Linked DNA regions of Homo sapiens: region 2 is linked to region 1. A link is a loop called in an ENCODE intact Hi-C map of the cell type or tissue named here. Cell type or tissue: sigmoid colon. All regions are shown on one strand. Links, peaks and the distances in the headings refer to the core of each region. The heading gives the core; the rest is flanking DNA. Region 1 overlaps FZD8 (frizzled class receptor 8). Region 2 has its middle 220 kb from the start of LINC02630.

What was found. Peaks named below come from ENCODE experiments on the same cell type or tissue, not always from the same donor. Only the 100,000 strongest peaks of a DNase experiment are listed, where the experiment ranks them.
Region 2: a loop joins it to region 1, with 5 times the contacts of the local background. A loop is called at or near these places in 5 of 110 quality-filtered maps.

The regions. Positions count from the first base shown.
Region 1 is chr10:35,633,164-35,638,546 of GRCh38, reverse strand. It overlaps FZD8 (frizzled class receptor 8), which reads left to right. Exons shown (of 1, transcript NM_031866.3): 1 at 1-300. Among named protein-coding and RNA genes, the nearest start is that of MIR4683, 5.4 kb to the left of the region's middle. RefSeq lists enhancers at 430-1,052, 233-2,093. In sigmoid colon, for the core only: CTCF peaks have their summits at 68, 267, 2,658 and 2,859 (motif pointing left); a DNase peak (open chromatin) is centred at 2,823; H3K4me3 peaks cover 1,353 bases.
Region 2 is chr10:36,116,085-36,121,467 of GRCh38, reverse strand. No RefSeq gene overlaps it. Among named protein-coding and RNA genes, the nearest start is that of LINC02630, 220 kb to the right of the region's middle. In sigmoid colon, for the core only: no CTCF peak of the experiment used is centred there; a DNase peak (open chromatin) is centred at 3,027; H3K27ac peaks cover 312 bases.

The DNA of each region.
Region 1 (5,383 bases), core at 1-5,000:
GGGGAAAATGGACATTTTCTGGCTTGTCATTCTGTACACTGACCTTAGGCATGGAGAAAATTACTTGTTAAACTCTAGTTCTTAAGTTGTTAGCCAAGTAAATATCATTGTTGAACTGAAATCAAAATTGAGTTTTTGCACCTTCCCCAAAGACGGTGTTTTTCATGGGAGCTCTTTTCTGATCCATGGATAACAACTCTCACTTTAGTGGATGTAAATGGAACTTCTGCAAGGCAGTAATTCCCCTTAGGCCTTGTTATTTATCCTGCATGGTATCACTAAAGGTTTCAAAACCCTGCATTCATTTCTGGAGTCCGTGATTTTGAAAGCACCTGGTGTTCCAGGGAGGGAACGCATTGCTGAGGTGTAGAGGTTAATGTTTTAAACCATAGCTCACCCTTTACAGTAGAAGTCACTTGACAATCTGGTAGGGGAGCAGGCGCTCTTCAATGGATTAAACTAACGGGTTAACATCTTAATAACCTTCAGTGCTTGTGTATACCAAATGTGCTGCTTTTCCTAGAGAAAAAGCTATTGTTCCTCTGTCAAGACTAAGCTAATTTATTTGAGCAGAAGGCTGTTGAATTAGCAGAAGAATGCTTCGGCAATTGTTGAACTTTTTACCTGTCTGCCCAGTGGCTCAGCACATCATTCCTTTAAGAGGAGCTAAATGAATAGGGTTAATCTGTAGGGAACTTGGTCTTTTGAGTTTGAAAAACTTTGATCTTTTCTCCTCTGCAAATGTGCTGTATAGTCTGAAGTTTCTTTCCCTGCTGCCTATCTCCTCTTAGTGCAGACCAATTGGCCACCGCGGAGCCTTAAAGTTCTTCCATTAAAGGGATGTGGGACTTTTACTTTAAAAAGGAGAGAGAGCGCGAGAGAGGAAGACTTGTAACAGTTAGTGAAGACCGGAGGCACAAGTGCTCAGCCTTTTAAACAGCTTTTCCCGGCATTGTTAGCCAGCCTGCAGGCAGCTAGGCATGGGTTGAAGCTTTATAGAAAAGGGCTCTGAATGCCCCACAGGTGGTCTGCGCACATAATCCCCCAATTTAAAGCGTTTTCCTTTGCTGGACAATTGCATTACAAAACTCCCTTCTTTTTCGCTCCTAATTGAACCAATGAACTATTATAAACTACAAGTTTTTCTTTAAAAAAATTGCCGGTGCCTAAATTCTATTGACTAAATTCTAGCAAGTTTTCTAACTGAACCTTTTAAGGCACCGGAAGTAAAAGCTGCTTCAGCAGACGTTTCTGTTTCGCGGATATTTTTATTCCTTATGCTTGTTATTTTCTGACAGATTAGCAATAATTTAAAAGTAATTGGTAAGATTGTGTGTTAATACTGAAAAGATAGCCCCAGGTCCCTTATTAACCTGTCAATCAAGATAAGAAATGGGCAGCTACCCTGCTAATGATGGGGCATCAATCATTGTGGGATGGGAGGGGCTTTGTTCTGCACATCCTGCTAAAATGTTTGTTCTCCTTACTTTACCTAATAGGAATCTTTAGTGGCTAAAAAAAATTTTAATAGAGTGGACGCTACTTTCTTGGCCGATCTTTCTCATGTAAGAGGCTTCGCATAGGATCTCCATAGTAGTAACATTTTGCAGATCCTTTTCAGAGTAAGTCTCGGTGTTAATTAAGTTATGCAATTAGAACCCCTGCTTTAGCTATCATGCCAATCTTATTTTTTAAAGCCAGAGACACTGTAAAAGTGTTCACCTCTCCAGTAGTTTTACTCATTAAAGAATTATTTTGTAACTTAGGTACCTATCAGTGGCCTACATCTAACCCACGTGTTGACTCATGTATAGTATACATATGCCAGCCATAAACTTTTTATATTCAGTTATAAAGTAGAATTTTGAGAGCAGATCCCAGAGTCTTTACCACATATGAAGGATGGAGAGAAAGCTACAAGACACAAGTTAGCATGTTGGCTTTCTCATGTAGCAGTATTGTCATTATTGACGCATTTTCAACTATATAGCACAGTGGGAAAATGTCCAGCTTTGAAGCTTTTTACCTTATTCTTCAATATATCATTATAAAATGCTATATTCGATAACTCAAGATGTATGTGTGTTTAAGCGAACTTATTTGACAAAAAACCCAATTTAAATTCTGAGGACAGTTCTCAATAAAAAGACCTGCATCTGTCATCACTAGAGACTGATTTTAGAGATGGTATTAAGACATAAGTGCTGGTTCTTTGCCTTTAAAGCTAAAACTTGAGTTGCATATTTGCCAGTACTCAGATGGTATCTACTAAGGGAACAAAACCCCAAAATTGATTTTAGGGTGGAAGAAAGAAACGAGTCTCTATCTGGCCAATTGCATTAGACAAATGAACACCTCTGTGTGCTATACAGGTGTGTCTTTAATTACATAAAACAAGTGTTAGTTTTTCAAAATCTTGTCAAATTGGGAGAGGGGTTGATGTGGTTGCTGTGTGGCTAGAAGATCAAGTCTAACATGATTAAAACCATTACTAAAGCCAAAGCTCATTAAAATTGCTTGTGGGAGAAGTTATGTGAAACACTTTCTATTTGCTTTATAATAAATGCAATTTGAAAGTACCATGAAACAGAAGGGAAAAAAGTTGATAAGAAAGTTTAAGGAGTAAACCATGGCACATTACAGTTTCTTAACCTGCACTGACCGCATTGCTGGTGCCTGTAATACTTCAGAGTTTGGGCAAAGAGAGTGAGATTGTCTTGCCAAAAGAAAACCAGGAGCAGTTGCAGAGCACGGGATGCAATTTAAAGTGTAGGTGCAAACGTTCTGTTGAGACATAAAAAGCAAATCAGTGCAAGTGTCTATCCGCTTTCCACATTTGATACTATACTGCCATCTGGTGGTAGTACGGGGTCCCAGAACCAGGAAGTTAGGGAGGTTCCTTCATTCAATTCATTCATTCAAAAATAGCACATGGAGAGCTAGCCTAGGCACAGGCACAGCCTCCGCCCAGAGGACCTGCAAACATTTTGTATTCATAATTCTGAATCCTTTCTCTGAAGCGCTCCAAAATTGCATCAGTGCACACTGAAGTTTAAGGACCCGCAAGACATTCCCGCACAGTGATAATACTTTTATTAACTTCAATTGCATTAAGTCCTCCATATGACCATTATGCTAAAAATGTAATTAAGCTGCGTTAAATTCCAAGAGCTGCGTTAAATTCCAAGAGCATATCTTCTTTAAATTAGCTTCTGAGTTACTTTTATTTAAAGAATGGGATGCTCACCAAAGATCCACCATATCAAAGCTTTCATGGAAGAAAGGATGAATAATAAAGAGTATTTTGAGGTGGGATGTGGTTGGCTTGCTTAATTAAATGTGCCGCTTTACAATTTCTCATGTAGAGGTCAACTCTGAGTCCAGGGGATGTCCGTCAGTACTGCACGTGAGTGCTGTTAGGGTGAGCAAGACGCAGGCCATCTCGTTTTACCTAGCCAGGTGTTCATGGAAACACACCAAGGAGTAGAAACTTCGCTGGAAAACAAGGTCGGTGAGCATCTGCGTTGGAATGCTGGAGCCCTCGGGAAGGAAGATGACACAGCACTGAGATGTAGGAAGAACAGGATCTTAAAGAAGGATGAGCAGGACCAGGACCGGTGGCTCACGCCTGTAGTCCCACCACTTTGGGAGGACGAGGCAGGCGGATCACCTGAGGTCAGGAGTTTGAGACCAGCATGGCCAACATGGTGAAACTCTGTCTCTACTAAAAATACAAAAATTAGCTGGATGTGGTGGCTGGCACCTGTAATCCCAGCTACTCAGGAGGCTGAGGCAGGTGAATCGCTTGATCCAGGAGGCGGAGGCTACAGTGAGCTGAGATCACACCACTGCACTCCAGCCTGGATGACAGAGCAAGACTTTGCCAAAAAAAAAAAGGGATGAGCAGAGAAATGAGGTTTCTGAGGACTGGAATGTCTAGTGGGGATAGGAGGGAAGGAGGAGACTGTGACCAAGGACCACATAAGATCTTGGAGGACTTACAGAGTTCAGAGGCCTCAGGGGCAAGAATCTTGCTGCCCATGAACAAGGAGCAGGGGCAAGAACCTGTGGCATTAGGGAAATGTGGAATCTCAGATCTCTCTTACTGAATCAGAAACTGCATTTTAACAAGATCCCCAAGCTTCACAGGCACACCGAAGGGTAGGAAGTTCTAGCACACCATCCCACATTTCACTGGTTAGAAAACAAGCCCAAAACAACTGTGCTTACTGAACATCACACAGTCAGGAGCACAGCTGGGCCTAGAAGCCACTAAGCCTACTTGTCACTCCTGTCTCTGTAGATCTTTTCCAGCAGTCCCACTCTTCTGTGTAGACCTCTGAGGCCACCACAAGGTGCATTCAGGCTGGGTGTGGTGGCTCACATCTGTAATCCCAACACTTTGGGAGGCCGAGATAGGAGGATCACTAGAGGCCAGGAGTTCTAGACCAGCTTGGGTAATATAATGAGACTCCATCGCTATAAAAAAATAAAAAGCCAGGTGTGGTAATGCATGCCTGTAGTCCCTTGGGAGACTGAGACAGAAGGATCGCTTGAGTCCAAGAGTTCAAGCCTGCAGTAAGCTATGAATCTGCTACTGCACTCCAGCATGAGCAATAGAGAAAGAGTCTATCTCAAAAAAAAAAAAAAAAATGCATTCATAGCTGATACAGCAACTTACCAGGGCTGTGTTTACCTGGTTACAGAATCATAGCAGAGTTCTCTCACAGTTTGGTGGTGGCCTACACAGGAAATGTGAACGCCCATCCTTCAGAGACAAGAGGAGCACTGTGGAAAGGCTTGCCTCTTGGGATCCTGGCCAACTTAGGCCAGCTCACCTGCCTTTTGCCTTCTACAGCCACCGTGTTCCAATAAATTCCACATTTAAGAGTCTGTGTTCTAGCTTAGTGAGAAGGCACAGTGACTGGGAGTAATATGGTTTGGTTCTGTGTCCCCACCCTAATCTCGTTTTGAATTGTAATCCCCACATGTCAAGGGAGGAACCTAGTGGGGGGTGACTGGATTATGGGGACGGATTCCCCCCCTTGATGTTCCGATAGTGAGTGAGTTTTCAAGTGGTCTTGTTTGGTAAGTGTCTGGCACTTCCCTCTTTCTCTCTTTCGCTCTCCTGTGACTGTGTAAGATGTGTCTGCTTCCCCTTCACCTTCCACCATGATTGTAAGTTTCCTGAGGCTTCCCCAGCCACGCGGAGCTGTGAGCCAATTACTCCTCTTTCCTTTGTCAATGACCCTGTCTCAGGGAGTATCTTTATAGCAGTGTGAGAGAGGACTAATCCTCTATTAGTCAGATGGGCTTCTGTTACTGATTGAGTTCACATGGGGAGAGGGGCCAAATGTGGAACGTGTTGGCCCTGGCTGGCAGA
Region 2 (5,383 bases), core at 232-5,231, 480 kb before region 1:
TTTTATAATGAAATATCACAGCCCATTGAAAATGAATTGACATCCAGGTTCATCAACATGAGTGAGTCTCAAGACAGAATGGAGAGGGGAAAAAAGCACATGGGCAAAGAACACGTATTTTATGCTTCATTTTCTATAAAGTTCAAAACTATGCAAAGCTAAATAACACATTATTTAAGGATTCAATCATACTAGGTAACATATTTTTTAAAAATCAAGGAAAGATAAATAAAGAAGTCAGTTTTCTCTGGGAGTACAGATAAGGATCTTTTTAAGGATGGGAACACAAGGAGGCTTTAAAATTACTGGTAATATTTTAAGTTGATCAGTGGATACAACAGTGCAGCAGTGTCTTCATGGACTTGATTCCTCACCCTCATGTGTCCTTAGGATCTTAGACGCTCCTACCTTATGAAAAAATGTTTTAAAAGATGACCTTTTCTTGCTTTTGCATAGTCAGAATTTCATGCCCTTGTTCCATATGGCTTGGGATTGGGAAATATAAAGACGAAGTCTTCCAGCATTTGTAGCCCTGAAAATACTGTGAAAGTTACTAGAGATGCTGCATTAATCATGTGTTTTGTTTTCTGTATTTTGTGAAACCTTGACATATTAAAAGCCTTCCTGGCAGGAGAGAGATTGCCTCTCCCAGGGCTAACCCTTTCTTAAAGCAAAAGCCCGGGCTGGGAGCATGTCTGTCACATACAAACCAGCCAGTCCTGAGTTTTTTAGACTCCACCAACCCGTTATCTAACTCTCATACACAAAGCCAATAATGTATTCCCTGCCCTGAATCCTCCCAGAGCCTGGTACAAGGCAACTAGAGACACCCCTCTAGCCAAAACCCCAGTACTATTTAAACTAGTCAATTCTAATCCCTTTACCTTGCCCGGCCTTGCCTTTTCCATGGAAATCCCAGTAAAGAGTCCAGGCTATGCTTTGCCCTTGCTCCTGTCTTCTGACACTGACCAAAATCTGGTGTCCTGCGGCCCTGCATGGGATGCAGTGATGGCCCTGCTGTAACCTGTGGGTAGAATAAACTGCTTCGTGCCAGGCCTGGCTTTCTTTCGCGGCAACACCGACTTTACACCCAAGATTAACATAGCCAACATTTACAAATGATGCTCCATAATCATTTTCACACTCTTGCATTGTGCAACAAATAAATCAAAATTCTTGAAGCCACAATGTCTCAGTAGTAGCTTTTGTAGAGTTTCAATATTTTGTGCACAGTGCATATCATATATAAAGGTCTCTTTCTATTGGAATTAGAAATATGTGTTTTTCACAGTGAAAGCAACATTTTAGCTTGTTTTTCTTATTTGACTTGTTTCCACATTGGGCCAGGTTGTTTAGGTGACTTGTTGCCAAAAAAAAAAAAAAAAAGATGCCAATTTCTACACATGAGCCAAAGCATTTATATAGAGAAGCTGAATCTCTCTGTGGAAATTCATGGCTTTTGTAAAACCTATTCTGGAAACAAATTGCAAAATCAGTTCAGGATTATTTTCAGTTGGATTAAGAAGCAACTTGTGATCCTGGTGAATCCAAAATCAATGTTATTTTGTTAGAACAAAGGCAGTGCCAGTGGGGAGAGGGAGACAAAGTTTTTCTTCTAATCTTTGACTTAGGTTAAGTTTTACCAAAATAATGTTAAGGAATAAGCAGTGACCTAGTTTACTTTGATTTAATAAAAATTTGGCAAAAGTGTCTAATATGGTTTCTGGCCTGATTTAATTGTGTCTGGGAAGCTGCTAATATCCATCCACATAAAAATCCCTTCCAAGCTGCCAGAATGTCCCGGCTGACTTATTTGGCAGAAAGTAGTTGCCGTGGCCTCAGACATGAACCAGCGAGAAGTTGGACTCTCTCAGTTTATGCAGACCTGACATGTGCCTTCTGGGACAGCCCCTTTGATGGTTATAGTCATCATGGCACATTTTCCACGGGCAAAAAATGTTGTCATAAAAAACACTACAACGATATTTGATGTTAGGGGTGCTATAGTACCTGAGGATGGATTCTAAACTCTAAGTTTCTATGTACCTGTAAGAGGAGGACACAGTTCAGTTTTCAAGAGAGTCAATTACCTGAGTGGTAATGGAAGTGTTACTTTCATTGTAAGCTGTGTGATATCAAAGCATATACATTTGTCCCTATGTATCTGTGAGGGATTGCTTCCACGACGTCGGGAGATATGAAAATCTGCAAATGCTCAAGTCCTGGATATAAAATGATGTAGTATTTGCATGCAACCTACACACATCCTCCTGTATACTTTCGATCATCTCTAGATTACTTATACTACCTAATACAATGTAAATGGTATGTAAATAGTTGTTATACTACATTGTTTAGAGAATAATGACAATAAAGACAAAAAGTCTGTATATGTTTAGTACACATGCAATTCCTTTTCTGAACATTTTTTATCATAGTTTGGTTCATTCCATAGATGCAGACCCCAGGAATACAGAAGGCCAACTGTATTATCCAATAAACACAAAACTTAAAGGTATATCTTGTACTATGTTTGTAAAAATGATCAAAACCATGGAACAAACTAAAACGTTTGCATAACTTCAATGGCAATCATTTTAAAACCCAAATCTAAAACTTTAAGTGCAGATAGGCTTTGTTTAAGATGAGAAATAGAATGAGGGGTTCTGTGTAAGACGAAGGGAAGAGAAGGATCTCCAGCATCCCTTTCTCACACGCCCACCCTTGGCCTTTACCACAAACCATAAAAAGGAGCTACCCTGACTCCCCACTGCAAATGAACTCTGGCTTTCACCCGCAAAGAGAATTCTACTCCAGGGCTCATGGGACGGAGGAGCATAAGGCTAAATGCAACTCAGGTTTATGCGTTTGAGCCAAATAATTGGTGAGTTTGGCCAAGATTCAAGTTCATTCTGAAGCATTAAATCAAAGTGTTAGAGGTTTGCTTCCAACAGTTTGGAAAGCCTCTAGTAGTGAATTACGAATCGGTCAAAGCCCCACTCCCACCCCATAATCAATCTAGTCGAGGTGACAGAGCAAAGTGGTGCCAGGACCTGGCCTGTGTGGCAAAAATAAGCAGAAGAATCAGAACAGTAAATTTCATTGTTAGCAGCTCTTCTGAGCAAACAGGAGGGAACGAAGAAGGAAAGGAATAATATAACAAAGCAGAGACTTGGAAGAGGAAGGATACAGTTATTCCCAAGCAGAGTTGCAGAGAAAGGGTGGGAATCAAAAAGAGGAGGGAATCTCAGCACACCCCAAACTTAGGCTAAATGGTAACAGACATTTGATAGAGGGCTTTAAATTTAAAAACCAACACACAAACAAACAAACAAACAGAAATAAAAACAAACAACAACAACAAAAAAAAAACCCTTAATGTAGGAAGAGAAAACAGAAGAGACAAGAAACCAATTGGAGCAAAGTTACATTCCCCCAAATTTATCGGAAGCGGAAGCTCCCAGGAAGAGATCTGTGAGTACCATGGACTACACTGGCTGGAAAAGTGACATTCCCCCAAATTCATCAGAAGTGGACCCGGAAGAGATCCGTGAGTACCATGGTCTACACTGGCTGGGACGGGGGTGTGGCAAGGAGGAGAAGGAAGGGCTGAGAGGCTAAGATCTTAACTCTTCAGGTTTAAAGCAATGAAGATAACAAAGTTGCTACCTAAAGGAAAACAACACTTTAATTAACTAAATACAAAGCTTTTAATTCACCAGACATAGCATTAAAATATATCATGGGGAAATAAATGTATAAATGTAAATTATACTTTCCAGATCAAGCTAATCTTGATAAACAAAATTCCAGTCTCACAGCTGACAGAACGAGGAGAATATTCAATTAAATCTCAGAATCTTTAGAAATGAAAGGGCAGATGTGAGGAAACCCTAACAAGCACATGCATTGCACCTTCTTTCTGTAAAACATAAATTGGAACGCCTTGATTAACAGTGATGTCAGCTTCTACTTAGTGCCTGCAAAGAAAGTTTCTTTCGTGTGAGAAGTTTACGACGGCTGCCCCAGGATGCTAAATGGGTTTTTATCTCAGGGACAGGGAGGGGTGGCTGGGGAACTAAAGAGTAGTGGATGATCTTAACAAATGAAAAAGGATAATGATACCAATTCAGGCTTCCCAAACAAAGATGACTAACCACACTAAGAGAAAGCTAGCAGTGTGCAAGCACGTGATATACTAAATGTTGTTGTTGTGTGTGTAAAATGACATTTCTAAAAACATTTTGCCTCTATGAGAAAACAAAATATAAATTTGTTCTTTTCTCCTTTCCCTGTGGAAAAGTCTGTACTACTATTAAATAAGGCCAGAACATTTTATCTTTTTATTTGACAGATTCTCCCGCTCTCCTTATTGAAAATAACTTAACTCCAGGAACTGCACAGCCTCTCCACAGATTCTAAATAATCATGACTCCATAGATTATCCACGAGCAGCTGTGAGGGGCACAAAGATTTTCCTAGAACAGAGTGGGGAGCATTCTGCAGCAGCCTAGAGGCAGCTTTTCCCCAGCCCTCAAGTGATTTTTAAGAGCCAGCCGGTCTGGAAAATGTCGAATTTGTTTGTAGGAAAGGTAAACACTGCCAAAATCCACAAGTTCCTTCCGTAGGGGGCTGTAGAGCAAATTGGTCTACAGATTAAGATAGTTGAGACAACTTATGTTGGAGAAGTGAACCCCTTCGGCACTGGGGATTTCCCCCAGAACTGTATTAGAAAGCTGATAAATCTCTGCTGGAGGAATTACGAACTGTATACTCAAGAGGTAAAGGAAATTAGAATGGATCTCTTCTATAAATATCTTAGACAAAGTGAATTTTTAAGTGAAAAAGTAGGCCGGGAGGTTTAGTGAATTGGGTTAAATGTCTCAGCCACAAGGGCTAGATTGCTTGTTCTGTGTGACTTCACTGTGATTAGAACTATACGAAATGGTTTCATAGGTGATTGGTTACAAGTCAAGTAAAATGCTTTGATTAAAGTGGAACTGGTAAAAATTTCCTGCATGTCCTGTAATTGGAGCTGCCAAATAAATGCATGATGCCAGCTAAATTTGAATTTCAGATACACAATAAATATTTTTTTAGTACAAGCATGTCCTAAGCATTGCACATGACATACTTATACGAAAAAATTATTCAATGTTTATCTGAAATTCAAATCAAACTGCGCATTCTCTATTTTTATTTGCTGAATCTGGCAAGCTCACCAGTAACACATATAAAATAGGCCCATGTTTTTCACACTCCCACTCTCAAACTCACACTGAATTCATATTTGAATAAGTATGGCCAGGCTCTATGTCTAGAACCATTAAGATTAAGTATTATTTATGAGATGAAAATCCAGGCAGGGTTTTCTATGTAGTTA